6 separate regions of the Homo sapiens genome follow, and all the other regions are linked to region 1. The links are chromatin loops, found by intact Hi-C in ENCODE. Cell type or tissue: PC-3. All regions are shown on one strand.

Region 1 (5,000 bases):
ACCAAAAGCAATGGCAATAAAAGTCAAAATTGACAAATGGGATCTAATTAAACTAAAGAGCTTCTGCACAGCAAAAGAAACTACCATCAGAGTGAACAGGCAACCTACAGAATGGGAGAAAATTTTTGCAATCTACTCATCTGACAAACGGCTAATATCCAGAATCTACAATGAACTCAAACAAATTTACAAGAAAAAAAAACATCAAAAAGTGGGTGAAGGATATGAACAGACACTTCTCAAAAGAAGACATTTATGCCTCCAACAGACACTTGAAAAAATGCTCATCATCACTGGCCATCAGAGAAATGCAAATCAAAACCACAATGAGATACCACCTCACACCAGTTAGAATGGAGATCATTAAAAAGTCAGGAAACAACAGGTGCTGGAGAGGATGTGGAGAAATAGGAACACTTTTACACTGTTGGTGGGACTGTAAACTAGTTCAACCATGGTGGAAGTCAGTGTGGCAATTCCTCAGGGATCTAGAACTAGAAATACCATTTGACCCAGCCATCCCATTACTGGGTATATACCCAAAGGGTTAGAAATCATGCTGCTATAAAGACACATGCACATGTATGTTTATTGCGGCACTATTCACAATAGCGAAGACTTGCAACCTACCCAAATGTCCAACAATGATAGACTGAATTAAGAAAATGTGGCACATATACACCATGGAATACTATGCAGCCATAAAAAAGGATGAGTTCATGTCCTTTGTAGGGACATGGATGAAGCTGGAAACCATCATTCTCAGCAAACTATCGCAAGGACAGAAAACCAAACACCGCATGTTCTCACTCACAGGTGGGAATTGAACAATGAGAACACTTGGACACAGGAAGGGGAACATCATACACCAGGGCCTGTTGTGGGGTGGGGGGAGTGGGGAGGGATAGCATTAGGAGATATACTTAATGTAAATGATGAGATAATGGGTGCAGTACACCAACATGGCACACGTATACATATGTAACAAAACTGCACATTGTGCACATGTACCCTAGAACTTAAGATATAATAAAAAATATATATTAGATATAAAAAAATAAAATGTATATAGTGGTTCTTTCTGGATATGGGATTATGGGTGATTTTGATCTTATTAAACATATTTCTTAAGTACCCTTTTTCATAACTTTAAATATTTTGAATAATTTTTCTATAATTATTGTCTGAAGCTTTTACAATACCATGACTTATTTTTATAATCTGTACAAACAACAAAGCTTTTTAAATGAAAAAAGTCCCTGAAATTTTAAGTTTTTGAAGCTGCATCAGAATGTCCCTGCACCAAAGTAGCTGAGCCAAAGTGAAAGCTTCAAGCTGGCTTTGTCAAATGACATGTCCTCTTCTTTGTATTGTGAAGGAGACTGTCAAATCTGGATTTACTATACCTGAGTTAGATAGGACTTGAACCTCAGGTCTTAGAGACCAAGCCTCAGCTCTTACAGAAGGAAGATCTAATTGTACCTCAAACTAACTTGCTGTTCTTATTTTATACAATGATTTTTTTTTTGGTTAAAATTATTTTAAAACAGTATAACATTATACTGTTACTTTTTCTCTTATTTTGTAATCCTTAAAGTGGAAAAATCCATCCCGATCATCTGAGACAAAGCTAAATTGCTTGAACAGGGATTTGCCAAGACCAAGGACCTTCTTCAGTCTTATCTCTTACCCTTCACCCTCAACCACCCCAACCCCACCCTTCTACTCTGAGTTCCAGTTATGCAGATTGACTTTCAGCAATTTGAGCACACTTCAAGGCTTGCTCTCACAGAACTTCTCCATCACTTTCTCTAGGCCCCTTTATCCTATCCTCATTTTCTTCATAGCATTAATATACAATATCAGAGTAAGAAACCTGATATATATAAACATATATATTTATATGGCTATATAAATTTATATATGGCTATATAAATATATATGGCTATATAAATATATACATATATATATTTTATATTGATATATATAATATATATCTTATATGGATATATATCCACATAAAATCCATATAAATCCATATATATCCATATAAAAATATACATAATATGGATATTTAAAATATATATAATATAGAAAAACAATATATATTAATTATAAGTAATATTTTAATATTAATAACCAATAAACATTACTGATGTATAAATAATATATATTATATACTATATAAAAATATATACTATATCTATTATTATCTGATTTTTTTGCCCCATCCTTATCCTTATCCCAGTATATTGCAGTTGTGTGTGTATCTATTTATATCTACTTTCCATGAAGGCAGATGATCATGTCCACCCGGTACACCACAGTGTCTCCACTGCTAAACAGCAGCTGGCACATAGCAGAGATCAACACATATTTTTTGTTTTCACTAATTACTTGCCATTCTTCTAACATCAAATGTATTTTCAACCTTCTAAGCTTTTGATAATACTAGTTTTTAGATTCAAAATACTGTTTTTTCACTTTAATTTGACATACCTACTTTTTGACTAAGCCAATTTTTCCCACGTATGTTGAAGAAGTACCTTTGCCCATGGTTCTCAAACTGCAACCAGGCACCGCGGAATACCACACACGGTTCACAGGGGGCGCTGCAGGGTATTCTAGAGTTTTGAGGGACATGCGGCAACTTCAGTGGATATCATGTGAACTGCTACTTGTGGCGGTTCACGGTTTCACACTAGATTGTACTACATTCCTTTCAGTGATGTTGTATGTTTGTGAAGCTGGGATTTAGTGACTGCTGTGAGAAAAAGCAAGGGCCGTATGAAAATGGATGTGGGACAGAAAATGAGGGTGTCAGTATCCTTGTTAATTCCAAACATTGAGAAGGGACACAGTACCCACCAGGCACACATCTGTCACTAATGCTAGCTGAGATTGAAATAAAAATACTGTTTTTATCTTTTAAAATATGTGTATTATTTTTAAACAGCTACTAAGCTGTTGGGACATACAAACTTAATAAGTTGATTAGTATTCCAATTTCAATCATTTAGGTCAAAATTCACAGAATTGAATTCATTTGATTATGCCTCTATTGTTTCAAATTGTCAAACATTTATGGGGTTATCAGTTTTTTAGTCGATCGTGGTCCATTTTTAGTACCACATTGATGAGGTCTTTTCCTTTGTACCCTCTTCCCTTCCTCCCCTAAGCCCCAGCTCTATCCCCTGCTTCTCCTCATCTCTCTTTGGTCTGCGTGAGTTTCCTTTTATACCGATTAGCACGATTCTAAAAGATCTGCTGATTCTGACTCATTTCCCTATTAACTAGTGAAGGGCATGATCTAGCTGCATTTTCCCATGTGTTGATCAGAGCTGAAAGCCCTATTAAATGAAGGGAAGTGTACATTTATCACCCTCCCCCGGTATGCTCTATCCTTTTGTTTGTCTTATGCCTAAGGAATATCAGTTATCATTGACTACTTTATTTTGGTACAAAATGAAGAACAGGCTCTCAAATAATTAGCTTGTTATGAGCAATGATCAGAAACTTTAGTTCTTGCTTCACAGCAATTATTTCATTAAACTTCATCATCAGACTGCAATCATCCTTTTAGCATCAGATTCCAATAAAGGTAACAGTCACCACGTGTTTTCTCTTTTCTACCTTCAAAGTGACTCTTAATTAGGGCAAAGGAAACACTTCTCGGCATACCCGCCACCCACTGCCTTTTGCTGCACTTCTGTTCACTCCCACTTGGATCGCTTTGCTTCTTCCATACCTCCCAAGTCTAGAGTGGACTCTTCAACCTCCTCAGTCTATGCCTGGACCCACTGCGTCCCTTCAACAGAGCACACCTTTACCATCTAGTCCTCAGTGTGTCTGTCCTATGCCTAACCGCACCCCATCCCACTCACACATACCACCCTCTCTTTGGCCACTCTGTCTACTACCACTTTCTCTAGTTCTCTTAGCAAGAGAGACTGAAGGAATAGGATGTGATGCATATCAACAGGCTTTTCACAAGACACGAATGTGTCCATCTATCCATGTACAGAGGAATCAAGAGGTGCACATGGGATTTTGTGGGAGAGAATCCAGGAGAGATAGAGCAATGATTCTGAGAAGCTATAGTTCTAGCACTATTCTAACTTGGGATTGGACAGAAAGAAGTGATAATGATATATTTTCAAATAAAAAGTGACCTTTAGTTTTCAATAATGGAATCTTTTGGCTAGCTTTCAATTATTTATTATTCTCACAAAGTTTTGCTGTTTTTATTTTATGTTTTTGGCAGCCAGGCATTTGCTTCCTTGGCACATCTGGTCAGCAACTTGCAATGACTGTATTGTCTTTCCTCATTGAGAATATTAATGAAAATAATTAGAACGATTAAGGAAGTGTTGCCCTTTTAGACAAGTTAGATAATGGGTTTCAAAAGTTTTTCAAATTAAGTAATGCTCATTTAGCTTGCTGAGTATTCCACTTAATGGCTAAGACACAAAATGAATGAGCATCATATGTATTTGTTATCATTTTGTTTTAACAAAAGATTTGAGATGTACAATCAGATAAATGGCCCCAAATGTTTATGTGGCTATGTTTTTGTGTTTTTTGTGGCATACAGCTATACAACAACATTGGCTTTCCTTCTCTTATTTTTACCCATAGCACTTGTCTTAATCTATGATCAGTAACAAAGAGACCTTATTTCAACAGGCCTGGGATTCGTGTCTTTTGATTGTCCACCAGCAGAAACACAAGTGATTCGTATATGTTGAAGAGACACTGATGTGTTATTGGAGTTTTCTCCTCCCCCTCTTAACCTTTTCTGATCTGTCCCTTTTGCTTATTTGCATCTTGCTCTCTAGTAATATTTGTTAACGCTATTCCTGTGGTCTATATATGATAAGTGTTAGCTTATTAAGATTCGTGGTTTGCTTTCTGGTTACTTTCTTTTTTTTTAATTTCAAAATAATTATTGACTCAATGATCTCCAGATTTCTTAGCTTCCTTCTTCCCTTTCTTTCCCT
Region 2 (5,000 bases), 180 kb after region 1:
ATTTGGCAACTAATCTTTGGCTGTATTCCTTTTGTATTTCTGTGCATTGAGAAATGGTCTATGGGGTAGGGGAAATGGTAGTAGAACTATGTTTTAAATATCTAAGGAGATTTGTCAGACATCAAATACTAATATAACATGTTACAATATTGGAGGCCCATGATGAGTCAGGCTGCTATCTATCTATCTATCTATCTATCTATCTATCTATCTATCTATCTATCTATGATTTCTTATTTATTTTGGCCTGTCCACTAGGAGTTTTGGATTTTTAAAAATTAATTTGGTTTATTTAAAATTCAGAAGATTTTTAACAATATGGATTTTGCTTCTCTTAAAAATCGTATCTGACAATACTGAATCAAGATTTTTGCAGGCCAGCTGAGTGTACTCTGAGAAGCAATCTCCCCATTTAGCTATAGCATGTGTTTTTGTGCTCTTCAAGGTGTTATGGCAATCAACATTTTCCACTCTCTCCTACAACCTAGCATGCTGGTCCATTTATGTCATTGGCCCTAACCATGCAGGCATCTGAGTTTGAGTCTGTTGTCTATTTGAAGAGCAGTCACAGCACATATTCTGGTTAGAAATGGAATTTCCTGAGCAACTAAATGATTTGATACAAAAGAAATCAAGCATCAATAATCTTGTCCTATTTCAATTTGGATTAATCGATATTTCACCACCACTTCCACAAACTCCCAAACTCCTGTCAGTGTCACAACTGGGTTTATGGACATTCATCAGAGTGGTTCATTGTTACTACAATACACAGGATATGTATGCACATTTAAGGATATGAATTAGACTGTGATGCACAAAAGTGTCATAAGCTAATTCCCACAGCTCTCCTTGATAATATGATACACTATGAAGTGACTTTCATTTCAGTTTATCAGTTTCTCATCCAATTCTGAACTTTATTAAAGGACATTAATCATAGAGACCATTTACTCTTTTGAGGTTGCTGACTAGATGTCTGTGGAACTATATGAATCTACTAAGACAAACACACGTCTATAAGAGAGTGAGGCAAATAGTTGGTTATGGCTGCTAATACGCTTCTGAAAGGCAATTTTAAAGAAGATAAAATGTGTTTTGTGCAATCAATGTCAGTGAAATCAGTTGAATTTTCCAAAGCAATTGCTCTAAAAGACAACACTCATCTGTTTTGCTGGATATTTGATTTGTTTTTGTGGTCGTTGTTTAAATCCATTTCTACTCTTTTAAAGTTATAACTTATTGGTATATGGTTCATTCTTCACCAATGCAGATATATTGAGAAGAATGGAACCTGTCACATATAACACATATTTGGGCAAAGAGTACTTTCTTAAGGAAAAAACAAACAAAACAAAACAAAACAAAAACAACTACTAAAAGACTTTAAGTGGAACTGTGTAGAACATGTTAAATATTTCCATTTCTGTTTACCTTTGTTTCTAGGTATTTGAAAAGCCCAGGCTGCTTTGTTTTATAAACAATTCCTATACTCCTGTGGGCATAATTCTATATTAACTGAAGATTAATTTCAGGTTACACTGTAAAAATGCCTTACAAATGCAATACTATTAGGGTGTGGAAAACCCTGAAGGAACTGAAAATCCAATCCATTTGAGGGAAGCCTTTAATTAACATCTTGGAGAATATGTATTACCTTTTTAAACAGATAAATATTTTTTTTCATTTTAGAGTAGCGGAATCTAATCTTAATCTAATCTTTTAGGAGTATATTTCAGAGAAATTCCAAGCACACCAGTATGACCATCCTTATTTCAGAAATGACAATGCATAGAGGAAAAGTAATGTGTGCAAAGCCTCCGAAGAGGATGGTTAAGTAAAGACTTAGGTTACCAGTATCAGGCTTTCGTTTTTGTATGTAGGTAGCTCTACTGCCTCCTCTTAAAACCAACAAAGGAAAGAGAGACTGGCTGCAAACTTTTAGAAGGAATGGCTTCGAATAGGGTTCCTGGGAGGAATCCCGAGGAAATAGACGCTGCTGCTCTGCTGATTGTCTCCACTATCCTGTTTTGCTCCTACCCACTAATCCAGCCTGGGAGGCTCTGGGCATTAGCGGAAGGCTTCACCACAAGGAGACAGGAGCGAGTATTCCATAGGCATGCGCTCCTAGTGGCACGAGTGGCTTGGGTCAGGATCAAAGAGTGAAGGATTCGGAAGTCAGCTATCTGGAGAGAGAGAGAGAGAGATTGTGTTTTATTCGTGTCCCATAGCTTTCCTATCCTATCCCTATCCTAGCTTTTAACCTGAGCCAGAGCTCACTACACAGGTTCCTGGCTATCGAGTCTGAATCTGCACTACTCAACTTATAAACTGTCTGCAGACACCTGTTAGGGAAATTGCTGATCATGGGCAGCAGGATCTGAACTCGCTTTACCTTCTCGTTTGGAGCACAGGGACCGCCCAGCTAGAGGAGCACCAGCGCACTGCGCCCCAGCCCTGGGCGAGGGTGCGGAGGATTTGTTCTCGGTGCAATCCTGCTGGCGCTTTTCCGGGGTTCTGCGCGGATCCAGCTCCCCATCTCTGCTCCTACACACACAAAAGAAAACAACTCTCGATTGGAAGTTGTGGAATTTTCTCAGCCCCTACGAGGCGCGGGGATTCTCCAGCCCCGGCCCTCCTCCCGCCAGCCTGAGGTCTCCTTCGCTCGCCTGCCTTGCTAGGGACCGCAGTCCCTCAGCCGCAGCTGGGTCTGTCCGCCCCGCCTTTGCCCTCGCCTTTTCCCGGGGCGGATTTGGTGAAGTCGGCCTCAAGTCCAGGAGGTCTGTCTTCGCCGGGCCAGCTCTCGCGGAACTGGGGGGTAGAGAGCAAAGGGAGAGATTCGTGGAAGGGAAGGGAGGTAGGGGTGGCGCAAACGCCCAGAGTATCAAACTTGGGGGTGGCACAGTAGGTGACAGCAGCAGCTGCAGGTGGTGGCTGGGGACCCGCGAGGGGGCGCCCCTCTGGGTAGGGTCTGGCTGAGCGGGCTTGCAAGCCCGGGAGGCGGCTGAGAGACCCTGGACACTGTTCCTGCTCCCTCGCCACCAAAACTTCTCCTCCAGTCCCCTCCCCTGCAGGACCATCGCCCGCAGCCTCTGCACCTGTTTTCTTGTGTTTAAGGGTGGGGTTTGCCCCCCTCCCCACGCTCCCATCTCTGATCCTCCCACCTTCACCCGCCCACCCCGCGAGTGAGTGCGGTGCCCAGGCGCGCTTGGCCTGAGAGGTCGGCAGCAGACCCGGCAGCGCCAACCGCCCAGCCGCTCTGACTGCTCCGGCTGCCCGCCCGCGCGGCGCGGGCTGTCCTGGACCCTAGGAGGGGACGGAACCGGACTTGCCTTTGGGCACCTTCCAGGGCCCTCTCCAGGTCGGCTGGCTAATCATCGGACAGACGGACTGCACACATCTTGTTTCCGCGTCTCCGCAAAAACGCGAGGTCCAGGTCAGTAAGTGTAATTCCTAACTCTGATCACCTCCTGGGAACAAGAAAATCCCTAGAGGAGCGCTCGGTTCCTATGAAGAGGGACATGAGGAGGTCCTCATGAGTGTATGGACTTTTTCCTCCTCCTTTAGGCGGGAGGTGGCGATTTGGAGGATGTAATACCATCCCCATTTTCTACTTTCTCTAGATTTTCCCTTTTCTGTTGAAGATTATTTACTATTTCCTTGACCCTTCTTTGAGATAGGTCATTATCTTTCCAGAACAGTAAGTTGTTATTGTTCCTGCCTCTTTAAAAATCAAACACTTGTCTAAAGCAGAAGGTCCTATTGGATTCTCCAAAGCCGTTCAAGAGGAGACACATTCATTTAAGCGTTTGCTCATTTTCCATCAGAAAGGCTCACCCACTGGCAGGAGCTTTTGGTGGCAGGGAAAGAGGCAAAATTAAAAGCTTTGAGACTTTTTGCAATAGGTACACATCATTTAAAATTCAGTGACATGAAATGGAGATGCTGTTTCCAAAGAAAGGCTTCCCACACCCTTTGGTGAATATTTTCAACTTTCTACTGATTAGCCAAACAATCATGTCTTGTATGTAGCATTCTTGAAACTTCCCTTCTTCCCCCTCCCCTGCCCCCATTCCTAGAACTAATTAGTGTAGGCAAATGCAGGGCTTTTGATTTCTGAGACTGATTTCTGAGATATTTTTCCCTGGGAAAAATGTTCTGGAAGACATTGTGCTTGATAAGATGTGTAGGTTTACTAAGGCCAACCTGTGACAATATTGTTGCAAAAAGCCCCCACAGATTTAAACATCTCTCCTCAAAGCATGAACTGGTCTCTGACTCAAATAACTTGAGGTTATTTGAATCTCGGGTGGTGGGCTGCTGGGGGAAGTCCTGAAACTCTTTTCCTATTCTGCAAAGAAATGTTTCTATGACAAAGTTTCTAAGGATTCCCTTATTCAGGAAAATTGTACCAGTAAAAGTTCTCTTTAAATGTCTTAAAGTAATGTAAATATCTCATTTTGCCTTATTTCAAAGAAAGGTTATTCCCTTGTCTGCTTGCTGTTTCCTTTGTGTGCTTTTGATGGCAACTTCCTCTGTGTACCATTTTCCTTTCCCACTTTTCCAGAAGTGCTGTCATGAAATGATGCATTTTCTGCTCTGGGTAATGTTTTGACCTGGCTGAAGGGAGTAACCTGCTTAAGCACAGCTAACACTGTCTATATTCTAAGAGCTTGTAGATCAACAACCATTCCTACAGAGAAGTTGTAAATAAAAGGGCTTCAAAATTTATAAAACAAGACTGAGAAGAAAAAGCAAAGCAAATCAAAAAATCAAGTATACTCTTCCTCCTAGTAACCTTCAATCTCATGCTTCCTCTCAATTTAGTCAGGTATAACCTCCAAACTCCAGCCTCTTGGAGTCTCTTTAATTCTGTAAATGGCTAAATGGCTTGTCAGGATTGAGTAACTGTACTCTAAAACCAGTCTCTTTCTTAGTCTAGGGGATATGGTGTGGGCTATCAAACATACACTCCAAGATATGAATGATTTGTTTCAGAT
Region 3 (5,000 bases), 150 kb after region 1:
CAGAAGAAAGGGCTAATGGGTACCGAGTAAGTCCCCAACTCAACAAGGCAAACAACATTAACTCTTAAAGCTTGACAATAATCTTTGACTCCATGTCGAACCTCTGGACACACTGGGGTCCCCACCAGTTCAACTTAAATGTTTCAGCTGTCACTCATTTAAGCCCCCTGCCTACAGTTTTCCCAGGCTGGTGCTGCATGCTGGTGGCTCAATAGTTCTGGGAGTGCAGGCATAGCCCTGCTCCCATGGCTCCACTGGATATTGCCCCAGTGGGGTGTCTTTGTGGTAGCCCCAACCCTGTGTTAGTTTTCTGCTTGTGCTTTCTGAGGGATCCTTCAAAATCTAGGTGAAGGCAGTCATACCTCCCCAGCTTGTGCACCCTACACACCCATAGAGTTAGCACCACATGTATGCCATCAAAGTTTACAGCCTGTATCTTCCAGAGCAGCAGCCTTAGCCACACCTAGGTCTGCTTGAGCCACCACACCAAAAACCCCTGCCTTTTATCACCACCACATTGGAGGTTAAGTTTCACCATAAATTTTGGAGAGAACCTACCTTCAAACCATAGCACCTGGTTGGAAACTTACCTCATATGGCATTTCTGCTTACTCTGAAGTTATAAGCAGGTCTATGGTTCTGTGTAGTCACAAAACAGTCTAATTTTAGTTATAAGAATATTTCTAGTCTAAGAATTTAGTTGCTTGCTTTGAGGTTTCTTCAAATATTCTTCCTCCCCTCCCACCAAGCTAAGGCCAGAGGTTGGCAGCTACTTGCCTTTGAAATACTGTGAGATCATCTGCTCTTGTTCCTCATTCACACCTTTCCTTGTATCTTAACTACTGTTTAAAAACTACCAAGATGAATGTCAGGGGAAGATGAAGCTGTGTTAGGTTAACAGCTCTCCTGGAAGAGGCAGTACCCAAAAAGTGTGGGTTTCAAGGCAGCAAAATGTGGCAGTAAATATTTATCTTGTTATCAATTTAACTCCATCTTTGCTCAAGATAATTTTAATTCTTTTAATTTTATTGAGACTCATTTTACTGCTTAGCATGTGCACTAGCTTGACGTATGTTTCATATACTTCTGAAAATATGTACACGAAGTTATAAAGTAAATTTTTATATAAATGTCAATGAGGAGGAATTTGTTGATACTGCTGTTTAAGTCTTCTATAACATTTTGGTTTTCTGTCTACTTGTTCTACAAGTACTGAGAGAAGAGGTTGAAATAGGCAACTATATTTGTGTATTTGTTTCTTTATCATTTTACTATTTCAGTTGTTCATATATTTTGAAACTTATTTGAAGCATATTAAGTGTGCGTGCATTTAAAATTGTCAAATCTGAATAAATAGAATGCTTTATATTTATTAATGAAGTCCCCCTTTGTCTATGCTAAAATTACTTGTTCTGAAGTCTGCTTTGTCTGATATTAGTTTTCATTAAATTTGGAAACCCTGCAGATATTTCTTCAAGTACTTTTGCTGTTTCTCCCCTTCCTCCTTTTGGAACTCCCATTGCCCAAATGTTAGACAACTTGATATTTCTTCACAGGTCACCGAGTTATTGTGTATAATTAGTGCTTTTTTCTCTATATTCTTCATTTTTGCTAGTTTCTATTGCTTTATCTTTAAACTCACTATACTTCTTATTTCCTGCAAAGACCAATTTGCTGGTAATTTCATTTAGTGATATTTTTATTTTTAGTACTGTATTTTTCATATCTAGAAGTTATCTTTTTCATATGTGCCATTTTTTCTCTTAATTATGAACATTAATGTTTCCAATGACAACCCTGAGAATATTCAACATAATTGCAATAGCTTTCTTAATGTTCTTGTGTGCTAATTCTATCATATCTTTATTTCTGTTTATGTCTGTTATCTGACATTTCCTGGTTATGGGCCATATTTTCCTGCTTCATTGTATGTCTACTTATTTTTGACCGGATGCCAGATATTGTGGATTTTTCTTGTGTGTGCCAGATTTTGTTGTATTCCTTTTAAGTGGTGTTGAAATTTTTTGGCAAGCTGTCAAGTTACTTGAGGGACAGTTTGATTCATTTGAGGCTTGCTTTTAAAGCCTTTTAGAAGGCTTGTTTAGAGTAGTCACTACCCTTGGGTTTATTTAGCCCCCACTTCTATGATATGAGCAATTTAGGATCTTCACTGACTGCCCTGTGTATACAGTGAGTCTTTTCAACTCTGGTTAGTGGCAACTCATATATTTTCTGCCCCGGTATGAACTCTTGGGAGTTTTCATCTCTGGCAACTGCTGTTTCCAAGGAATTTGTCTTATGTTGGCTCATGCGAGCTCACTTTCTGCATATATAGTTTGGGTTTTAGTCAAGACCCAACAGGACCCCATGCAGATTTTGTAGCCTTAACTGCAAAGTTTCCTCTTTTTTGATATTCTATCCCACAAATTCTAGATTGCTTGATCTCCCTAAGATCTGGTCTCCATCTCCTCAAGTCAATAAGACCAGTGGAAGAATCTCACTCTCTCTTCCATCATCTTGAAATTTTCTCTTGGAAGAAAGCTGATGAGATCATAGTATTCATTTCAGTGGTTTGCTTTGTCTGAGAGACAAGTCCTATACTTTCTATTGTCTAGTATGTAAACATAGTTTTTTCTATATTTTATTTTGTTTTTTTTTTTTCATTGCTTACAACAGAGGGGTGATTCCAGACACTGTTACTTTCTTTTCCTATTTTTTTCTTTTTCTTTATTTTTTCTTAAGATGGGGTCTTGCCATGTTGTCCAGGCTGTTCTCAAACTCCTAGGCTCAGGCAATCCTCCCACCTCAGCCTCCCAAAGAGCTAGAATTACAGGCATGAGCTGCTGCACCTGGCCTGAAACTGTTACTTTCACATGGAAGCAGAAATGCTGCCATCAGTAATTTTAAAAATAACATTCCTGCTATGAATTTTGTATTTTTTATAAACTTTAGATGTGCAATTAGGAAAAACTTTTTTCCTTTAACACAAAGAGTGCTAACATCCACTTGTCATGAAAATTTGCTTGAATGCAGTTCATTACACAGATGATTTTCTACATCTTCCCTCAACTTGAAACAATATGATTGCTCAGTGGAATAGATTTTTTTACATATTCTTTCATTATTATACTTCTTATACCAGTTGACAAGATAATTTTTACCAACTTGCATGGCTTACACATTTTGTGATTCTGTTATTTTGTGATAAACAATACAGTTTTATCCTTCTGACTATTTTTTTCTAATATTCCAGGGAAAAATTGAGGTTTCCTAAGTCTTCCCTTAAATCTTGGAACTCTAATATATATATTTGATGACTATTTTTTCTTTGCAAAGTCTTCCAATTAGGCTTCATGTTTTTTACAGTTTTTGTATTAGAGTAGGCATGTTAGTAACTGTCTATTTGTATGAGAAATAAGAGCATCCAATTTTAAATATTTTCTTGATTTTAACATTTTTATTTATATTTGACATTTTAAAACATATTTATTTATTATATATAAATAGATTATATGTGATAGTAATGTCTATACATTCGAACTGATGAAATTACGTTTTATTGGTGATTCAAGTAAAATAAATAGTCTGAAAGTCAGTGATGAGACTTTATCAAAATGGTGAGCAACTGTTAGTAAAGTTGAAGACATAAACAAATTATATTTTTCCTTTATTTGTATTACTAGAAAAGTCAGAATGAATAAAACTGTGCAAACATACTTTGTACTTTTTACATGACGTGGAGGTCATTTCCAGGATCAGTTATAGGGTAATTGTAAGCTCTTCACATGCACAATTACCCGGTAGTGCATTCAAAAGTTACACAGCACGTGGATAACTTCTTATAGTGAGGAACTGCCCTGATACTTCAGGATATCTAGACTCTTTTGATCTCATTCACTAAATGATTGTGGTACCCTCCAATCCACCCATCACTGTGGCTTCCAAGAAACCCTCACACATTTCTGAAGCACAGAATTTAGGATGTTATCACCAGTGGTGTGAAATATTCAAAGAGTTAGGGAGAAATAAACGTTGGAATACATATAGAATATGCCAACCATTCACCTATCTCTTTAAGGATCTTCTGTAAAAGAGCATTAAAAAAAAACCTTACTATGGTCTGGATGTTTGTGTCCCCTCAAAATTCATATATGAAACCCTACCTTTAAAGGTGATGGTATTAAGAGGAGGAGACTTTGGGAGAAGATTAGATCATAAATGGGATTAGTATCCTTATAAAACAGGCCTAAGGGAGCTTTTGCCCCTTCCACCAAGTGAAGCCACAATGAGATGTTGTCACTTATGCACCAGAAAGTGGGTCCTCACCAGACACTGAATCTGCTGGCACCTTCATCTTGGACTTCCTAGCCCCTAGAATGGTGAGAAAGTTGTCTACAAACTACCCAGTTTATGGCATTTTGTTTTGGCAACCCAAATGGACTAAGATGTTCCACACCAAGACATTGACAAATACATTGGTGGGACTAGCACAGACTTCCATAACACTCATGGTAGTGGGTCTTTGTAGAGGAAGGATGAACATGAACAGGTTACCATTAAAATGGGCTCTCTGAATTCAATGGGGATGATGGAATGTCCCAGTGGAAGGAATCCAAAAAAATACAACTTGACTGTCAGGTGCAAAGTGAGTGTGGTTTCCCCAATAAGCAGTAGAACTAAAGGAATAAGCAGAATGGTTTGTTTCACAGAGAAAATAACTAAAGGCTAATTAATCATGGGCTCCTCAAGACTAAAAGAGTTATCAACCATCTAAGTTATTATCTAAGTTAAATTATATAACTCCTCGATTCCAACCACATTGCTCCATCCTACCCCTCACACCACCACCAAAAGGAAAAGCGTTTTTAAAACTGGGTATAATTTGAGTCAGCTACCATGTTTCTGGAGTCCACTGGTCTTAGCTGTATATATATTTATCCTTTTCAGAATTTAAGACAAATTGCACTAACTACCCCTAAAAGCAATATGCATCTGTCACT
Region 4 (5,000 bases), 340 kb after region 1:
CAGCTTCTAATTGTATGCCATTCGGCGTTGGAAGGGAAGAAGGTGCAGAATGTAACTCCAATTCTTCACTGAGGGCAGTTTCTTTATCTTCTAGTCCATCCTTCTCCTCCATGTGACTTTTCTTTTTCAACATACTCCTTGGCCGAGGTGATGGTTTAAAGTGATCATCTGTGTCAAGGCTGTTGTTTTCTGCTGAAAAATAAAATGCTTAAAGTGTGTGTATAAAAAAATGACCATGGCTTTATCTATCTCTCTGGGTGCTACCATACTTCCCTCCTGTGCCTATGCCCCTTTGTTCTCTGTCCTGAAGAGTCCAGATGAAGCCCACAACTCTTCTCTATACAGAGCTCTAGTAAGGCACAAATAAATGATGGTTAATAATCAGGCCGGACGCGGTGGCTCACGCCTGTGATCCCGACATGTTGGGAGCGGTGACTCACGCCTGTAATCCCAGCACGTTGGGAGGCCGAGGTGGGCAGATCATGAGGTCAGGAGTTCGAGACCAGCCTGGCTAACACGGTGAAACCCTGTCTCTACTAAAAATACAAAAAAATTAGCCGGGCTTAGTAGCGCGTGCCTGTAATCCCAGCTACTCAGGAGACTGAGGCAGGAGGATTGCTTGAACCCAGGAGTCTGAGGTTGCAGTGAGCCGAGATCGAGATCACACCACTGCACTCCAGCCTGGGTAATAAGAGCAAAAATCCATCTAAAAAAAAAAAAAAAACCAAACAACAACAACAACAAAAAAAAAACAAAGTAAAGAAACAGTTGTCATCCTGAAAGTAACCAGTCACAAGAAGTTAACTCTTCAACATTGTGAACTCTTATAATATTAAAAAAAAAATGTTAAAAATAAAAAAACAAAACAAAATCTTGCCCCAGTTTCTACCACTATAAAATGAGGAGGCTCATCCATCAAGCCTTTGAGTACCAAGCCCTGTACACGTTACTAAACCTCATAATCAACAAAGCGGCAATGGACCTGTCCAGGTACTTTACAGGTTGATTTTTCTAAACAAAATTACAAGACTAGATTACTAAGATTATAAGTGCTATTATAAGGACAAAGATGATGATGTTGGCACTCAAGGGATAGGAGTGCTAACTCTCATTAGAGGAAGGAATCTTTTATGAGTTAATTGTTCTGAGTCCATAAAACTTCTTTAGCATTTATTAAAATTTCACTCTTTCCATTACTTCTAAGTTTAAATCAAGAATCAAATGCTGATTTGCATCCAGTATTCGAAACAATGGGAAGACTTTCCATGTATATATTTTTTGCCTGCATTTTACCTGCTATACATATTTATGTTTCTATTGTTCTACAAATGCATTTTTCTCAACTTCAAAATTGGTCTAATTAACATCTTCCTCCCATTTACCTAAAAATGGGCTTATGGATTCTGCCAGAAGATTCCACAACCATACCAAATTGGTATTATTATAAGTAGCTGACAATTTTAGCTACATCCTAAACTCCAGCCAAATGTTCAACCCCAAATCCAAGGGCTCTAGATTCCTCCCTCTATTATCCCCTAAATCCAGAGTATCAATATATCCTATCAATTCTAATTGCCAAATATCTCATTTATTCCACTTTCTACATCCCTGCTGTCGGGTCCTTATCCACTCTTTCCTAGATCACTGCTTCCATGATATTTACAAAATCCAAATCAGATCACATCACTCCTTTCTACAAAATTATTCAATGGCTCCCCATGATCCAATCCTACAGAATAAAAGCTTAACTGCCTTTAAACAACATAAAACGGATTTTATGGTTTTGTCCTTCACTGCCTTATCTACAGCCATTTTGTCATCTGTGTTTCTGAAATGCTGGGCTAACAGTTGTCATGCACACATACCACAATCCCTCCAATCCCTCCTGCTACCATACCTTTACCTAAGCTGATCCCCCTGCCTAGAATATCCACTTCCTGCTTCTCCTCCTGACAAATGCTTGCATGTCTTTTGAGCCTCAGTTTAAGCAGAATATTATATAATGCCTGAAAGAAGGTGTTGAGTCAATTTTTTTTATTATTGTGGTAAGAACAAACATGAGATCTACCTTCTTAATACATTCAGTGCAAAAGACAGTACTGTTAACTATAGGCACAATGTACAGCAGATCTCTAGAACTTACGCATCCCGCATGACTGATACTTTATACCTGCTGAGCATGTTTATAAACAAACGCTAAATAATAAAATGAATAATCAGAACATTTATAGAGTGCTAAATTTATGCCAGTACTATTCTAAGCACTTCAAATATGTGAACTCATTTAATTGCCTCAAACTCCTAGAGGCAGGCAACTATTATCCCGTTTTTAAAGATGAATAAAATGAGAACAAAGAGGTCTCATGCCCAAAGTCACAAACTCTAGCAGGCTGCAGATCTCAGATTAAAGGAGAAGCATCCTGACTCCAAAGTTCATGATTTCAGTCATGTTAGTATTAAAATAAAAACATATCCTGTGAAAAATACTTTCACTTTATAGAGCAACTGTCACTTCAGTAGTGACTATAAAGTCTGGTTATTATACTTTTTACAAAAGACAAGCAAGGACAGAGAAAACCTTCAAGCTCTAATAGTTTCATAAAGCATTACTTGCTACTCAGCAATATCTCACCACATTAAAAACATTGAGTTCCAAACCTGTACAGAAAAAAAAAAAGTCAAAGAATTTAGAGGATAAACTCATGAACCATATTCCCTCTTTCAAAGATAAATCATTCATATATTAATTTATTCATTTAAATACTTATTATATATGCCAGATATTATCTTAGGAACACTAGCCTCAATTTTTACTTTTCAACCTGAAGAACCTGAGAATGACAACTTTAATATATTTTCTACAAAAATTCCACTTCCAGAAGTACTGTCAAGTTCCCAAAAAGAAAAAAAAATGCCTATACTTTAAGAAAAGCGCTTTTTTTGGTAATCAATGTATACAATTACCTATTTAGGTAATTATTTTTATATTACACGTACTGAATATAACATTGCATATATAAGTAGAGCATTTAGGATCCTGATGCCACCTTGTGGTTAAAATACAGTATTTTCTTATTCATTGTAACCCACCACAGGTTTTTTTTTTTTTTAAGGTATGAAATAGGTGGATTATTGCTTTCCTGATTATCTACCATAAACTTCTAATTATATACATCCACCTGTCTCAGACAAATTTTTAGTTGCTATATATGCTCGCATTTTCTTAATAACGAAGTTCAATTATGTTCCTCTTCTCTCCAGCATTGATTTCACTCACTATACTTAGAAGGTACATTTTAACAAGTTAATTGTTTCATTATGCATCTGTTTGCATTTTTGTAGTTTTTTATAGTTTATGAGATGCACTTCAATAAACTCTCACAATTTTGCAGGAATAGAAAGAGGGTTATTTTTAGCTTCCTCATCATGAGGATACTGAAGCTTAACTTATTTGCTGAAGTCATATATAATATACAGAGGCCTTTCCCCCAGTGTCCTGGATATTATTCTAGTGTTCTTTGCTCTGCTTACATCCTTTGCTCATTTCAAAGTTAATGAGATTGTGGGGTCAGGAAGAAAGGAGCAGTTCCCCAATACATGCCTGAAATAAAGTTTTGTCTGACGTTACCACTGGTATCTAATATGCAAAGTATGAAATATTTACCAGCACTGTATTTACTGATGATATGCAAGGAGATTTTTATGAAGGTTAACATCAACTAATAATTCCTTTATAAAATACAAAGAATGAAAAACAAAAAATCCTTAACCTTGCATATACAAGTTCATGAATGGTGGCCCAGGGTATGTGACAGGACTTGGTCTCCGTTTCATTCTATCTTTGTTCCTTTATGCTTAAAATTCAGTAAAATTGTGGGCAGAACTAACTGTAATCCCAGATCACACCAGGAACTTTCCTTTGGAAAACTGAATCTTAGTAGATTTTCATAGGCAATACAGAGATCAAATGGAGATTCTCTTAAGGAGTGCCTGGATGCTTCAACAAACAACAGCAGCAATAACATAACTCATCCTTCAAATATACAAATGTCAAGAAAATTTTCTGGCACAATGTTGGTATGGCAAAGACTGTTAGAAGGATTAGTCTCAATATTGCTGTAACTCTAATCTTTGGAGTGTGAGAGGGATTAGACAGCATTCCATTCCAGTTCCACACCTACAAACAAAACTGAAGCTCACAGGTCTAGGTGTCTGGAGATCCACAGCTATGGATGCTATGGATGACTAAAGGTGCTTTGGCTTTGTGCTTTGGCTTTCTATCAGGCAACAGCCTAGATGCAAGACAAAATACAACAGGTCTGTAAAATTGAAGTTAGACAAAATACAACAGGTCTGTAAAATTGAAGTTAGACAAAATACAACAGGTCTGTAAAATGGAAGTTAAGTCTGTCTTTTTTTCTTAAATATATACTAGCTACCATATAAAAATTTTGGGACTGATTATCTTAAAATAAACTTCCAAGAAATGCAATTACAGTAATCCTAACAAATTACCTGAAGATGTGCTTTTAATTGAAAGAATTCTGGGTTTAGGTTTCATTTTTATTTTGTCTTTTTCAAATTCCTCATCCTTATTTTGAGATTCAGAGAAAGATTTTACAACAATGTCTTCACACCCATCAGGTGCCATTTCCTCTTCATTTTTGATGGCACACACTGGCTCATCTTTGGTTATGTTACCGTTTGATTTATTGGTTTTCAAAAACAATAGTTTTGAAGGATTCTTTTCTTCATCATCTGATATATGAAAGTCATTCATTTTTTTATTAACTGAATTTTCATCTGCTGAAGTGTCAGAAAAATCACCTAAAGAAACTGAAAAATGGAAAAGAAAAATGTTTTCAACAGTATTTTTAAAAATTGTCAAGGTTACGTTAACTTAATCAAAGTTTACCTTAAAAGCTACAAACAAAATTCTAACAATGAATAGGCACAAATGTATTTTATAAATAGACTTGCAGCTCTAAAAACACAGCTAA
Region 5 (5,000 bases), 54 kb after region 1:
GGGATCATAGGGGCAAATCCCTCATGAATGCCTTGGTAATGAGTTGAGCTCTTGTTCTGTTAGTTCCCATGAGGGATGATTGTTAAACAGAGCTTGGCACCTCCCTCCACACCCATCTTTCTATTCTCTTACTATGTGATCTCTGCCCACACTGACTTCCCTTTGCCTTCTGCTATAAGCGGAAGCAGCCTGAGGCCACCACTGGAAGCAGATGCCAGCACCCATGCTTCTTGTACAGCCTGCAGAGTCATGAGCTACATAAACCTCCTTTCCTTATAAATTGCCCAACCCCACGTATACCTTTATAGCAATGCAAAACAGAGGGTATACCATGAGTGTTGTCAGGTCTCAGTGACTCATGTGATCTAGTCAATTTTGGATTTCCAGAGAGAACTTTTATTTTAAAAAAAGAAAAGTACCATTGAAAATAGATGGTAATGCTATATATTACTGTAATGTAAAACTAAGCAAGTATTTTTACAATTGCAAAGTGTCCTTAAATTCAATAAATTTACAATTAATGTAGTGAGTGTGTTTATTGAGGCAAACACTCATAATGCTATTTTCAAAATAACATGAAAGGAGAGTCACAACTGATTCAGCAAAATATGCCAGTTACCAAAGGACTTGTTTCCCATTCTAAATAGGTTCATTAGAAAGTCCTGAATTTTAATGGGTTTTGGTATTTGATAGCCTTTGACCAAATAGAACCCCCTTGTACAGTGTATAGTGACATTTCTTTCATACAGAGAGATTTTTTAAAATAATAAGAAAATGGCTCTGTGACTTAAAGTAAATATTAGAGCAACTCACTTTTCATTCTTGTCTGATCATTGATAGTATTAGCAAGCCATCCCTCCTGCTCCATGTGATACATCCAACAACACAGGGAAGTGTTCTGCAACAGCCACTCAGTCCACACAATTTTAATTCAACATTGAGTGTCATAGACCTTGTTGCTCTCAATTAATGTCTCTCCTTTTAATTTTGCTTTCATGATTGGTCTGAAACTCAGTACTACTTAATTACCATGATCTTTGGTTTCCCTTCAAGATTTCAATTTTAGATTTCCCTGTGAATTTGCCTCCTTTGGCCACCTCAGGCTAAGTTCATTTCCATCTGAACTTCTCTACCTCAGAAAGAACCTCTCTTTACTACCTTCTCATATTTCTCATTCTGTCGGCAGATTCTGGGCAAAATTATTCCTTTTACAGCATAATTTCACATAGCTAGTGTGTGGAACATTACCTGTTTCATTTGCCTTAGGAATTTTAGGTTTTTCTAACTATGGAAATAAAAAAATGAGTTAATTAAGTGATATTTAAAATACAATTATTTTAAAAAAGGAGAAAACATTAGGACTTGTAACTTTAGGACAGAAGCTTGATGAACATGGAAGACCACCATGATTTTTCAGGATACAATGGCCCTGAAGTATATGTCTCTTGAAGTTCTTAGATAACTCCAATGTAAACCAACATACTGTGTCTGATTATTTCCCAGGTACATTAGGGCTCTGAGTAAATTACCTTCCACACAAGAAGTAAAATTATTGCAAAACTGTGACCTCTGGTTGCTCATGCTGGGCTATTTCTTGTTGCTATCAAGGAAGTTACATCAAATATATGTCAAAGTTACTGGATTGAGAGGAATTGGTATGAAATACGATCTGAAGACCATGAGGGATTTATCAATGTCTTCACATTACCTCAATCTTTTGTGAGCTCTTGCAGGTCAAGAGATGGAGGCAGGGGAAATTATAGCTGCATGGTCACAGGTATCATTACTCCTCCTTCCTCTGCACACAATGGGTCTCCTTGGCAACACATTTTCTCTCTTGCCTTTGAAAACTGTTATAAAGTAGAAACAATTTGGGTTGTTTTAGCAATGAAGCTGACTGAAACCAAGGCCAGGAAATAATTGTTTTTCTCCCCAGTAGAAAAAGAGCTCTTCCATGAATATAAGTTAGTCATGAGTTAGGCATTTTACTCATACTTGATGCATCCTGTGTTTTCACAGGACATTTATGCTGGCATCCCATAAACTGGGTTTGAATATACTTTGGAAACCCAAGTGACAGTTGCCAGGAAACCCAAGTGACTGCTGCCAGGAAAAGAACAATTCAAGATTCATTATAAGAACCAATTCTAGGGGAGAGAAAAATCAAAAATTGGGCATGGTCCATTTTCTGCCTTGTTTCCTGTTAAATGGAAGGGACCACAGTCTTGTTAATTACCGATCAGAAAATGGTACAGAGCAGAGATGCAATTATTTAACACAAATTTACTGAGACTATGTAAATATTAAACTTGAAATTACTGATAAAAAATGTAGTGTGTCAACTAAAGATTTTTTTTGCAATCTTGAAAGTAAAAAGAGGCAATGTATTTAAATAGATGAGGACCATGCACCTCATTCCTTCCAGCTCTGAGTACAAATGAGGTAACATTAGTATCTCCCTGGCCTCTGGATCCACCTAGTAATATCGTATCTTTCACATAATTTAAAATAACATAAAATTACCGCTGAGAGTCTCTGGGGATGTCACATATGAGAGCATGAAAGTGTTGTAATCCATGTTCTGCTTTAACCCTTTGGAGATGCCCATTTCTCTCCACAACCCATGAGGGCATCCCACAACTATTAATACTCTATCTGGCAGTTCTTGCCCTGAGAATGCTGATGTCTATAACAAGGATTTTATTTCTTGATGCTCCAAATAGCCCTGTATATATTGAGGTCCTCCATGCACTGAAAGATGAGAAGGCCCCCACATCTCACAGAATCCCTATGTGTACAGTTCCTTCAGATTCTGCCTATAGGCTTGCTTGCATAGACTCAGGCATAAATCCATAAGGCTTGGCAAGACTGGTAAAATTTTAAGCATGACATCATGCTTCAACTTCCTAATCTCTTCCCTCCAGTCACTTATATGCAACAGCTCATCCTTCATTTCCAGTTCTAGCCCTTTGACTCCATTAGAAATTCTTTTATTCTTAAAATAAACCCTTAGGAAAATTTGAATAATGCAAACCAGCAGTTCCAAAGGTGTAGTCCATGTACCTCTGTTGCGGGGTGGAGGGGGTCCCTGAAACCCTTTTAGGTGGTCCATGAAGCCAAAAATAATTTTATAGACAGAAGACCTTTCATTTACAGTGTTCCTAGATTGCCAGAAATCTAGGAATGTATTATCAACATGAAGTGAGCACTCTTGAGGTCTCCACCCATATTAATCCCTCTGAAAACTGAAAAACAGCAGGATTTGCCGGAGCTAAAAGAGCTCCATGACTCCATAAGAAGTCCGGTGCTGAAGCTTAAGAGACTTTGGTTTCATGCAGGGCAGGGTGACTACCCTGTATTGCAGGGCAGAAAAAAATCCTCTGTGATAAGAGATAGAGCCGGTACTCTGTGAGACATCTGCCTGTGCTGCCCATGAAGTGAGACCTCATGGTCCCTGCCAAGTGGGTCCTCACTACACTGCCCAGCCCTTTTAGCCAGAGCTGGCTGGCCCAAACTGAACCAGCTAGAAATTGTCCTTTAGTAACTTGGAAGGAGGACAAAGAGGATCTAGCAAGTGTGCACACATGACTACATTGACTATATTTGTCATGTATAACAGCAGTAAAGAATGTTGGTTTTTAGAAAGAGAGAGAAGCCTGAGACAGGCACAGAGTAAAGCAGAGACAAGTGACCATGCAGCCCCAGAAAGTGAGCAGCAAGAGAGTACCTGGGCACCTTCAGTGTGGGGTACTCTCCAGGTGCTTGTTTCAGGCTGTCATGAAGACAGTTTCATTCCCAGTTCTTTCATTCCATAAAGCTTCCCTTTCTACAAAAATAAATTTCCTGTTTTAATTTAAACCAACTTGAGTAAGTTATGTTCCTTAAAAAGCAAACAATTCCTGATGAAGTTAGAAATTGATCAGAAAGGGCTGCTACCAGCCCACATGACACCACTGAGTTTTTAAAAAGCATTTTTTTGTTCCTCAAATAAAATATATTTCAAGTCACTATATCATTTATATAACAATTGTATAAAGTATACATTATAACATACATAATTTACATAACTGTTCTATAAATTATATATAATAATTAACTATGTAATAATAATAAATAGTCATGTATCTGCATTAGTAGAAAGCACCTGTGTGTAACAGGTCATTTTTTTTCTTCCAGTTTTTCTTCAAATTCATGAGATGTGGTTGATATGGAGGTAGAGGATAAATTTATATCTTGCCCTGTTGGTGACATACCTGTACTTGTAGTTTGCTGAAAGTAATAGCTCTGATTACTCTTCTCTTTTTTTCTGGTATTCCATCAAAATTTTCAATATTCCATTTAATGATACAGAATAGTGTTATTATAGTTTCTCTACTAACAGCTCCGGTTTTCTTTAATCCTGACATCTGTGATGAAATAATACAGCGTGAAGCAGGTCACTGCGCACTGAATACCAACTTCTCTGAGTCTAGTGAGACAGAAGACCCACAAACACAAGTTACATGAAGCGAGTTTATCACTTGCAGATAGGCAGCAACGGACAAAAGAAGCCTTGGATTCATTTCAAAGAGGTTCCTCAAAGTTCAAGAAAGCTGCCTGGGGCAGATGGAATATCAACTCTGCATGCCTCTCTTGAACAGCAGCTGAGGGCCTGGAAAGCAGTCACCCTAGGTTTCACATCCTGGGGCCACTTGGTTCAATGCACTAAGACGTTAAAGCATAGTAAGGCAGGGCGGTGAGGACCCTCTGCTTCTGGGGCTGGGGACCTGCAACAGAGTCTGGGCTGTTCTAGCCAGTTCTCCACTTGTCTTGGCTATTACATTCCAAGCACATTCTACAATTATTCTTGAGAACGACACATGAGAACCTAGGGGGTGGGACGGTGGAGGACAGAACGTGAGTCCATCCAAGGCCACCAAGGGAACTGTCCTGCATATAGCAGTTAGTACGTTATCTTAAACTGTGTAACATTTCAATACAATATGCATCTAGAAGTTTTT
Region 6 (5,000 bases), 330 kb after region 1:
TTCTCCTTGAGGTCATCAGAAACATCAAAAGAGAATAAAAGATGGAATAATTTTCTCACTATTAAGTTCAGTGTTACTTTTTGTCATGACCAAGTTCCACCACGTAGTACCCTCAATAGTAAACTTGTCTTCTTTCTATGTTAGATGTGAGAATCACAGCAAAGGAAGAATGGGCATGAATAGTAAATGGTAAATGTGGGGATGCAGGTAAGGAAGAAGATTATAACAAGTTTTCAGCCTGGGTGTTTGAGGGAATAGTAGAAACATTAATAGAAATGACTAAGTCAAAGAAAATATGCTATATGCAGGAGGAGAGCTTGAATTCAACAAAGCAGATTCCAGGTAGAAATGATCAGTAGGTCTGGAGCAAATAGAATTAGAATTAGGGACAGAAAAGACACAAAAGGTACATGAAAAAGACGAAAGTGCATTGACAAATAATACCTACCAGCCATTTTTCATATTCATTAATAGCTTGTTTATCTTTATCTTTTTTCTCAGCTCTTTTCAGTTCTTCCTTTCTTTTCTCATTTATTTTTTCTTTTTCCTTTTGCTTGAAAAAAGCTTCCTTTTTTTCATTCCTATAGAGCATAGTATAAAACACTGGAGAGTTAAAGGAAAATACATAATAAAGATTCCCTAGTACATCTTTGACAGTAATGAAATTGAAATGCATTACTAAATTTCAAGTAAATAAATTTTATAAAATCCTGAAGTGTTACTATAATTTAAAATATATCAAAATATTTATGATTTTGGATTACCATTTCTCAACAGCAGTTAAATTATCTTTCTTTTTCTCGGCAACAGTTTCCTCCTCTTTCTGTTTCTTTGCTCTTTCATATTCTCTCTCCTTTCTATTTTTCTCTTTAAGATATTCCATCTTTTTCTCTTTCCATTTTTCAAAAGCCTGAAAAAGTTCAGAATAATTTTCTTACTGTGAATATTTGAAAATAAATAAAAATATGGTTAATCATTAATTTGGATTTCAAATGTTTTAAAATAATTAAGATGTGCAAAGTTCTGAATACTTGTAGTGCTTCTCCTTTTCTTGCAGCATTTTCTTCTTCAGTTTTCTTCTTGTTTTTTTCTTCAAGCCTCTTTTTGGCAGCTATTTTCTTTGCTTCCTTTTCTTTCATAGCCTTCCAGGCCTCAAATGATGCTAATGCTTCTTCTCTTTTAGCAGCTTTTTTCTACAGTGGAAAAAATAATAGAGTGATATACATATATATGTATATATACATAGACACAAATATGGCTAGATATAAATATACACATATACATTTATCTTTAGTCCTCTGATATTCATTATACTTAGAAATTAACTTTCAAAGTAGGTAATTTATTTAGAATGGCTTAGATAATTTACAAAGAATGTTATCTGAATTATTCATTGGTTTTAAAACGTCCTTTTCTAAAAACATTTATCACATATTGACCTATTAATGAGAAAGATGTCAACTATTATTTTTGAAAGTGTACTAAACAAATTATATCAAAATAAACTGTAATAGGCTAAGTGGTATAGTAAAATTTTCATAATAAAATATTTGAAAAAAAAATCAGTAAAGTTATGGGCTTATAAAGTAAGTTAGAGTAAGGCAAATTGGCCAAGCCATGCAGTAAGATGCAGATTTTTGGTTTAAATCTTAATTTTGAATAGTATCAAAACATAAAGTTCTTACTGCACAAATGTATTCCAAATGTTGAAAGTATGTGCTCGACTGAAAAATAGGTTGGAGACTGTATAGCAAGTTATGTTATTATTTTACTTCCTTCAATCTAATCCCATAATATTCTATGTTTGCTTTATTGTTCAATATTAAATGACATAAAACCTTAATATTGGGGTAACATAATTTAGAGGTCAAAGTACTATCTACCTCACAGAGCTACGAAAATCAAATGAGAAGGGGTATGGCACTGACCACAGCAGCATACTGCTATGAACGTGGTTAACAGATAGACAGGCACGCCCCCTGGAGGGCTGCTCCCTTCACTACTGACGCATTATCGTGCAGTTCACCTTGGAAAATATTTTTCTTCTAAATCTATTTTTAGTATTGAACAGCACACTGGAGTTTTTGTCCAGAAGTTTGACTTTAGAAGATAAGAAATAACTGAGCGTATTACAAGCAGGAGTTAGAGGAAGAGACTCAGTACAGAAGAGACAGGAACAAAAGTTCACCTCCATTCAATGGGAAAGGATACAGATCAAGAGTTCAGGTAGGGGTTGGACTTGAAGATACTTATAAAATTCAAGAGAGAAAAGAGGAAAATTGAAGGCTAACTAGTGTCTAATGATCCTTTATCTTGTCGTGCCTTTTTTTTTTTTTTTGAGACAGAGTCTCTGTCACCTAGGCTGGAGTACAGTGGCACGATCTCAGCTAACTGCAACCTCCGCCTCCCGGGTTCAAGTGATCCTGCCACCTCAGCCTCCTGAGTAGCTGGGATTACAGGTGCCCACCACCATCCCTGGCTAATTTTTGTATTTTTAGTAGAGATGGGGTTTCACCACATTGCCCAGGCTGGTGTCGAACTCCAGACCTCAAGGAATCCCATCTGCCTTGGCCTCCCAAAGTGCTGGGATTACAGGCATGAGCCACAGTACCTGGCCTTCTTGGTTAAGTTCTAAATGAAATCAACTTTTAAAAGTGAATTAGGTGCTCATAAACAATAATAACTTCATAATCAGCAGGAACAAAGCTATCCTATACATATACAAAATTAAAATCTGTTTTCATGTAAAACAGTTATATCAAACTAAAATGTATAAAGTAAAACAGAAGTAAAACCGGAAATCATTTCTTTAATATACAAGTTATTTTGCCATTTAAAAAGCTGATTTAGAAAAGTTATATATTCAGGGATATTTTACTGAAATAAAAATCCAAAACATTTTTACTTCTATATGTCAGAATACCTGTTCATTTTGGATCCTTAAGTTTTCACTTTCAATTCTTTTTATTCTGTGCATTTCATGTAAATACACATTTTTCTTTTCTAACCACTCCTATAAGAACAAGAAAAAGGTCATATAATATTTAAAATTTCTTAAGTGAATTAGAATTCTTTATATTAACATTTTCTCTGAAATTCACATGTACAATTTTCTAAAGTATACTATTCTACTCTAAAAAAGACAAAAAAAGACTTTTAGAATTGTGAATAAATTAATACAATCTTTTTCCTATGTACGCCTAACAACATCTCAGGAAAGAAAAAATTTAATAACTTTTTGTTCATAATAACTCCTTTTGTTCATATAAACTTCAAGAAGAAAAAAATGAAAACATATATAGACTTTACAATGTTTTGGCTTGTGCTGTATTTCTATAAATTGCAATGGCATATTCTTTCTTTAAAAACAACTATGGTCAGTTATGCAAAGTGTGGAAGCAAATAATTTAGTAAAATATGATTACTCATGTATTAAAAGGAAACTCTTTCTCAATAAATTTAAGTATTAAACCATCATTTTCTATCAGGATTACTTTATTCTTTATAAACAGTGTAGGCTTATGAAAGTGATCATTCTTCTTCTCTTAAAAATATTTTCCTTTTTTACCTGATAAACAGCTGCCCTTATGTTATCTGCTCTATCAGGTTCTATGCTCTGTTTCTGTGAAGGTTTTTGGTCCAAGACTTTTAAAGTCCCTAAATAGTGAGAAGAGGTAGTTGTCGATGGAGTTCTCCTTTTAGAACTAGATTTCTTCAAAAACTCAGAGGTCATTAATCTGAAAAGATCCAAATGAATCAAGACAAAATATTACAATTGCATTTGGTAGAAGAGAGATCTGTTAGAATATGCACGTATAATATTTGAAAACTGGCCAGGCATGATGGCTCACACCTGTAATCCCAGCACTTTGGAAGGCCAAAGTGGGTGGATGACTTGAGCTCATCCTGTTGGGCTGTTGACCAGCCTGGGCAACATGGTGAAACCCTGTCTCTACCAAAAATACAAAAAATTAGCTGGCGTGGTGGCACATGCCTGTAGTCATAGCTACCCTGGAGGCTGAGGTGGGAGGATAGCTTGAGCCCAGGAGGCAGAGGTTGCAGTGAGCAGAGATCATGCCACTGAACTCCAGCCTGAGCAACAGAGTGAGACTCCATCTCAAAAAAAAAATTGGAAACTACATTATAATTTAACAAATTATAATTACTTTGAAAATGATGTAGGTAAAATGTACAGTCTTAGTATACAAAGAATATTAAATTATGTAGAAGGGGACATAACTTAAATATGTCCCCTTCAACATAATTTAAATTTTATAACTTTAAGTTATATAGCTTTAAAATGATTGCTCTTTTTAAATATTTGTAATTAGAAACTTAAGAAATATGGACCACTTCTCAAGTTACATGGAAAAAACAATACAGTAGGTTATAATCACTCTTTTAATATTTTCTTTCATCATTTTGTTACATGAAGCATTCCAAATATAAAATTAGAAAGAATAGTACTATCTATATCAGGGATTGGTGGGAAAATTTGGCCAGCCATTGGTTTTGATATACAAAGTTTATTGCACCATAGCTGTAATCATTCATGTTAAGTTTTGCCTGTGGCTGCTTTCCTGTTAAAATAGCAGAAATGAGTAGTTCCAATACAGACTGTATCGCCTACAAAGCCTAAAATATGCACTAACTGGCCATTTACAGAAAAAGCTTGCTAGCTCTGTTTTATTTGATTAATGATAATTTGACTAACGATAATTTTAAAGATTCAGAAGGTTTTTGATTAGCACTTATGAGTTAGGCATTCATTATCATTGGTGTGAATGAAGCTATACAGATAATCATTTTAATAAACCTACTTAGTTCATAGATTCTGAAGGCTTTCAGTACAATTTCTCATGTTAGACAATGATACTTGATAATGAATAAGTATCATTGCTAGACTTCAGCTTTATTACCATTTTATATTGCTTGTCTCAGGAAAAGTAGGAGAAAGAAGCTCTATTCCAGAAGCAGTCTGGAGCACAAAGAATCCCTAA

Evidence for each region. A loop is a pair of places that touch in the nucleus more often than their neighbours do. Peaks named below come from ENCODE experiments on the same cell type or tissue, not always from the same donor. Only the 100,000 strongest peaks of a DNase experiment are listed, where the experiment ranks them.
Region 2: a loop joins it to region 1, with 6 times the contacts of the local background. A loop is called at or near these places in 3 of 110 quality-filtered maps.
Region 3: a loop joins it to region 1, with 2.5 times the contacts of the local background. A loop is called at or near these places in 3 of 110 quality-filtered maps.
Region 4: it touches region 1 in a loop (9-fold over the local background); 8 of 110 quality-filtered maps call a loop at or near these places.
Region 5: it touches region 1 in a loop (2.8-fold over the local background); 2 of 110 quality-filtered maps call a loop at or near these places.
Region 6: a loop joins it to region 1, with 7 times the contacts of the local background. A loop is called at or near these places in 9 of 110 quality-filtered maps.

Annotation. Positions count from the first base shown.
Region 1 is chr4:155,023,624-155,028,623 of GRCh38, forward strand. No RefSeq gene overlaps it. Among named protein-coding and RNA genes, the nearest start is that of NPY2R-AS1, 180 kb to the right of the region's middle. In PC-3, CTCF peaks have their summits at 2,596 and 2,808; a DNase peak (open chromatin) is centred at 2,628; H3K27ac peaks cover 544 bases.
Region 2 is chr4:155,205,630-155,210,629 of GRCh38, forward strand. NPY2R (neuropeptide Y receptor Y2) reads left to right here and starts at 3,007. Exons shown (of 2, transcript NM_000910.4): 1 at 3,007-3,440. NPY2R-AS1 (NPY2R antisense RNA 1) reads right to left here and starts at 2,543. Exons shown (of 2, transcript XR_001741894.2): 1 at 2,396-2,543; 2 at 1-2,186. In PC-3, CTCF peaks have their summits at 2,117 and 2,947 (motif pointing right); a DNase peak (open chromatin) is centred at 2,102; H3K4me3 peaks cover 2,041 bases; H3K27me3 peaks cover 2,067 bases.
Region 3 is chr4:155,177,365-155,182,364 of GRCh38, forward strand. It overlaps a transcript of NPY2R not described here. Among named protein-coding and RNA genes, the nearest start is that of NPY2R-AS1, 28 kb to the right of the region's middle. In PC-3, no CTCF peak of the experiment used is centred here; a DNase peak (open chromatin) is centred at 2,047.
Region 4 is chr4:155,368,621-155,373,620 of GRCh38, forward strand. It overlaps MAP9 (microtubule associated protein 9), which reads right to left. Exons shown (of 14, transcript NM_001039580.2): 4 at 4,516-4,836; 5 at 1-192. Among named protein-coding and RNA genes, the nearest start is that of MAP9, 5.8 kb to the right of the region's middle. In PC-3, a CTCF peak has its summit at 3,050 (motif pointing left); no DNase peak of the experiment used is centred here.
Region 5 is chr4:155,078,081-155,083,080 of GRCh38, forward strand. It overlaps LOC105377501 (a long non-coding RNA gene), which reads right to left and starts at 4,441. Exons shown (of 3, transcript XR_939372.2): 1 at 4,254-4,441; 2 at 1,709-1,850. In PC-3, no CTCF peak of the experiment used is centred here; a DNase peak (open chromatin) is centred at 2,021; H3K27ac peaks cover 441 bases.
Region 6 is chr4:155,352,148-155,357,147 of GRCh38, forward strand. It overlaps MAP9 (microtubule associated protein 9), which reads right to left. Exons shown (of 14, transcript NM_001039580.2): 9 at 3,569-3,737; 10 at 2,924-3,013; 11 at 1,032-1,193; 12 at 765-910; 13 at 449-581. It overlaps MAP9-AS1 (MAP9 antisense RNA 1), which reads left to right and starts at 2,069. Exons shown (of 3, transcript NR_125937.1): 1 at 2,069-2,226; 2 at 4,942-5,000. In PC-3, a CTCF peak has its summit at 1,997 (motif pointing left); no DNase peak of the experiment used is centred here.